Regions from separate parts of the Homo sapiens genome. Here region 2 is linked to region 1. Evidence: read pairs that join two places in POLR2A ChIA-PET (ENCODE). Cell type or tissue: Caco-2. All regions are shown on one strand.

What was found. ChIA-PET counts read pairs that join two places held together with the same protein. Peaks named below come from ENCODE experiments on the same cell type or tissue, not always from the same donor. Only the 100,000 strongest peaks of a DNase experiment are listed, where the experiment ranks them.
Region 2: POLR2A ChIA-PET joins it to region 1 with 6 read pairs; 5 of 35 experiments call an interaction of 5 or more read pairs at or near these places.

Annotation. Positions count from the first base shown.
Region 1 is chr6:26,501,379-26,503,878 of GRCh38, reverse strand. BTN1A1 (butyrophilin subfamily 1 member A1) reads right to left here. Exons shown (of 8, transcript NM_001732.3): 3 at 1,942-2,289. The region is part of intron 1 of LOC107986583 (a long non-coding RNA gene); the gene reads left to right. Among named protein-coding and RNA genes, the nearest start is that of BTN1A1, 2.3 kb to the right of the region's middle. RefSeq lists an enhancer at 2,158-2,287. In Caco-2, no CTCF peak of the experiment used is centred here; DNase peaks (open chromatin) are centred at 1,518 and 2,108; H3K4me3 peaks cover 1,135 bases.
Region 2 is chr6:26,320,818-26,323,317 of GRCh38, reverse strand. It overlaps TRR-TCG2-1 (tRNA-Arg (anticodon TCG) 2-1), which reads right to left and starts at 500; the gene lies at 428-500. It also overlaps the pseudogene H3C9P. RefSeq lists an enhancer at 881-1,070. In Caco-2, a CTCF peak has its summit at 1,059; DNase peaks (open chromatin) are centred at 217, 477 and 1,057; H3K4me3 peaks cover 1,532 bases.

The DNA.
Region 1 (2,500 bases):
TGCCACTCATAAAAGGTAACACATTTTATGCCATCAAATTTCTATGTTTTTATAATCAAGCTTTAAGATACTTCTTCCCTAAAAACAAAATGTCAAAATTTGAATTATACATGATGCTGCAACTGGGGGACCCTGTTGTGAAGCAGGGACCCACATTTCACCCAAGTATTTTTCAAACTTTATATTTACTTGAATATATATCTATGTATATATATATATAATATATGCATATAGATTTAGATAATATATACATATATGATATATATGTGAAAGGCAATATGTTTGTATATTATATGTTTTAGATCAGTTTAAGGCACAGTATAGTATCTAATAAGTCTATAATGTTTTTAGAATTGGCGAGGTCATTTCTCATATATTGTCTAATTTTATTTTATTCTTTTTTTTTTTGTTAGAGACGAGTCTCACTCTGTTGCCCAGGCTGGAGTGCAGTAGTGCAGTCTCAGCTCACTGCAACCTCTGCCTCCCAGGTTCAAGCGATTTTCCTTGAGTAGCTGGGATTACAGGTATGACCCAGCTAATTTCTTTTTGTATTTTTAGTAGAGATGGGGTTTTGCCATGTTGGCCAGGCTGGTCTTGAATATCCTGATCAAAAGTGAGTCACCCGCCTTGGCCTCCCAAAATGCTGGGATTACAGGCGTGAGACACCACATCCCACTTTTTTTTTTTCTTTTTTTGACAGCACACTCTATTGTCCAGGCTGGAGTGCAGTGGCAACCATCAGCTTACTGTAACCTTGAATTTCTTGGCTCAAGAGATCCTCCTGCCTCTGCTTCCCAAAGCGCTGAGATTATAGGAGTTGGCCACTGGTCCCAGACTATTTTATTCTTGAAAAATAATCTTAGATAAAAACATCCTCAGTTTTACAGTAAAAATCAGAAAGAGATTTGCTTGATGTCATTCACTAGGAATTGAGAAAGTCAGACCTCAATGCGTACTTTCCTCCTCAAAGCTTATTATTTTCTTTATTGTTTCCCTTTGAATTCTGGCTTGAAGCAAAAAAGGGAACAAGAACAGAATCTTTTCTATATGAATCAGGAATGTGACAAACCGCCATGCTCTCTAATCTTAGGATGTCAGTCTTTAGAAACTAATCCATAAGCCAGCCTTAAAGTGTGTGGTATGCTCACCACAGCCATAAGATGTGTAATGGTGAGAAATACAATTTAAATGTACAATTCAGGGACTCGATGAAGTAAATTATGGTGTACTTGTATAAAAGAATGTTATATAACTCTTATATGTATTTAATTATTTCATGAAGAAATGCTTACCCTATTATTGAAAAAGGGCTGGAGATAATTGAAATAAAGTTCTACAATAAAGACATTGCACTGTTCTCTCCATGTTCAACTCAAAACCCTTTCTCACTGATTTCCTACTGTAGGACCTTCAGTACCTTCTAGCTGTGGAGTCCTAATCAGGGGAAAACAAAGAGATAAGGCAGATAAGCTGCAAGTCTGCCTTTCTTCATGGTCCAGTACACAGCCCTCCTGTGCAAATAACTCACAGTCATCCTTCCTGTGTCCAACTATCACCAAACACCTGCAAGTTAGCTCACTGCAACCTTTGCCTTATAGATACTGCACAAAGCCATCTTCAACAGACAGCATAAAAACTATTCTATAAATTATCCAGCAAGCCTTTGTTTCCTGGCAGTCAGCTTCTCTTTTGCTGATCCTGCCTTTTGCCTCCTCGAAAAGTATTTTCATACTTTTAAAAGTAAATCTGCCTTTCTTTACAACTGTCTTGGTAAATTCTTTTACCCCCCCTCGCCTCCCGCCCAGATAGTCGTCCCTCCCCGGCGACATCAACCTAAAAGAGATTTTGAGAATGAATCTGATGGTTTCCAAAGTAACTGATCCATACGAAAGTGTATACAGCAGGGGAGTCGTCGGAGAAAGTCAAAACCCGTCTACTCACCAGCCACCTTCAGATGCACCAGGGCTTCTTCGTAGCTTCCATCCTCCCTGAAAAAGCACGTGTACTCCCCGTCGTCAGAGACTCTGACGCCACGGATCCTCAAGGCCACGCGCCCCTTGGCGATGCCGTCCTGGACCAGCGTCGCCCGCCCGCGGTACTCGGGCATCTGCTCGGCTTCCTGCTCGCGCCCGTCCCTATGCACCAGCACGGCCGGCGAAACCTTCTTTCGGAACCAGCGTAGCTCCAAGTGCTCGGCGCTCGCGTTCGGAGACAGGCGACAGGGCAGCTCGGCGTCCTCACCCACAACGGCCAGGATGGGCTCCGGGGGTCCAATCACGTCAAAGGGAGCTGCCGAAAAACGAGCGGGATCAGACGGGATGTGGAGATGGGAACTACGGACAGACACCGACCAGATTCCCGCCAAAGCGCAGTGCCCCGCGCTCTCTTACTCCTTTGACAGCTGAGTTTGTCTGGATCCAGTGGAGGTCTCCAGGGAGAGCCAAGTGGGATTGTTTATTTTACATTTATTGATATATTTCAACTATGCAGCCCAGAGAGA
Region 2 (2,500 bases), 180 kb after region 1:
TGCATTCTACAGCCTGTAAGGTCTGTAAATGGTTCTCACATTCGAGTGTGCAAACGAACCACTTGGATAGCTTGGTTAAAACCCAGAATCCTAGAGCCTACACACAGCGATTCTAGGTAGGTCAAGTGTAGTGCGGACTAGCAAGGGAGGTCGGCCTCGAAAAGTTGTCATTTTTAAGAAGCTCCCAGGTTATGTTACTGGTTCAGGGACTGGACCAAATTTTGAGTAGCGCAGGCCCAGAAGATGGACTGTATGGCATTATGGTGGAGAGAGAGAGGATAAACAGACTAAGTACAGAGCAAAGGCAAGGGATGTGAAGGAAGGGATCTACAATGAAGATAACTTAGTGAAGTAAATGGAAAGAAGTACATTTCTGATTACCAGCTTTGAGGAAGGAAAATAACACCAGACTAGTCAGTATCTCAAATAACCACGGAGGGATTCGAACCCTCAATCTTCTGATCCGAAGTCAGACGCCTTATCCATTAGGCCACGTGGTCCCGGGTTACAAATCAGAACTATTTTTTGATGGAAAATAATCTCCTCCCTATGAGCTGTAAATGTACCAAGTATAGTGAAATCATTGTTGTAAACCAAGGAATTTCCAACCCCTGAAAAAAACTTACAGCCTGGTTGGGGAAAGACGAAGTTTAATCTAATGGTAAAAAAAAATCTAATGGCCGGGCGCGGTGGCTCACGCCTGTAATCCCAGCACTTTGGGAGGCCGAGGCAGGCGAATCACGAGGTCGGGAGTTCGAGACCAGTCTGGCCAAAACAGAGAAACCCCCGTCTCTACTAAAAATACAAAAATTAGCTGGGCGTGGTGGCGGGCGCCTGCGTGCCGCTGCACTCCAGACTCCAGCCGGGGCTACAGTGCGAGACTCTGTCAAAAAAAAAAAATACTGCAATTGTGTTCGTAGCCGCAGCCGTCCTGCCGTCGCTCTCCAACGCCAGCCCAGCGCCGCCTCTCGCTCGCCGAGCTCCAGCCAAAGGAGAAGCGGGGTAAGTAAGGAGGTCTCTATACCACGGCTCGTAGAAAGCCGACTGCCCGCAAATCGACCGGCAAATCGACCGGTGGCAAAGCACCCGGGAAGCAACTGGCTACAAAAGCCTCTCGCAAGAGTGCTCCCACTACTGGAGGGGTGAAGAAACCTCATCGTTACAGGCCTGGTACTGTGGCACTCCGTGAAATTAGACGTTATCAGAAGTCCGCTGAACTTCTGATTCGCAAACTTCCCTTCCAGCGTCTGGTGCGAGAAATTGCTCAGGACTTTTAAAACAGATCTGCGCTTCCAGAGAGCAGCTATAGTTGCTTTGCAAGTGAGGCCTATCTGGTTGGCCTTTTTGAAGACAACAACCTGTGGGCTATCCATGCCAAACGTGTAACAATTATGCCAAAAGACATCCAGCTAGCACGCCGCATACGTGGAGAACGTGCTTAAGAATCCACCATGATGGGAAAAATTTCATTAAAAAAATTATCTTCTTCCTGTTATTGGTAGTTCTGAACGTTATTTTTTTTCCCATGGGGTCAAAAGGTACCTAGGTATATGATTGCGAGTGGAAAAATAGGGGACAGAAATCAGGTATTGGCAGTTTTTCCATTTTCATTTGGGTGTGAATTTTTAATATAAATGCGGAAACGTACAGCCTTAATGCAAGTTAAAATGTTTCAGTGAACAAGTTTCAGCGGTTCAACTTTATAATAATTATAAATAAATCTGTTAAATTTTTCTGGACAATGCCAGCATTTGTTTTTTTTTTAAACAAGTAAATTTCTTATTGACGGAAACTAAATGGTGTTGTAGCATCTTTATCATTCATTCACTATACTTTTCTGAGATTTCATCCATTCACTATACTTTTCTGAGTTGTCCTATATGGAAATACATGTTTTTAATGTTGTCTGTCTTCTGTGCTGTTCCTGTAAGTTTGCTATTAAAATATATTAAACTATATAAAAAAACTGTGAAATTTCAACTAGATAACTGCCAAGGGCAGGAATATGGTACTTCAATAACTACTGATCGAGTGCTTTATCTTTTGATTGGCAGAGAGAAAGGCCACGATGAGAAAGGAATGTTTGAGTTGAGAGCTGGAGAGGCAAAGGCAGAACCAGACTGCTTTCCACATGCAGGGAACCACCGCTGCCTTACGATGCTTCCAGGTAAAGATCGAGGGTTAAACACAAGAATTTACTTTTGCATACTCCGCAGATCTCACTCAAACAGCACTAAAATATACATCCAAATAGGGAGAGGAGATAACAGAAACAAAATTTTGTCATCTGGAAAGCTGATTGAGGAGTCGCTGATTTTGAGAGCCCTGAGAAAGCTAAATCCTAAACCAGGAGTGGGAAAAGCAAAGAGACAGTAGATGTTCACCATGGAGCCCCCATTCCTATCCCTTTTCCCTATGCCAGGCTCGGATATTGTCAGTACAGCTTCGTCTGGAAACTACCTGTGTGAAATGAATTTAGCCTTCCTCCAACCCCCTTAAA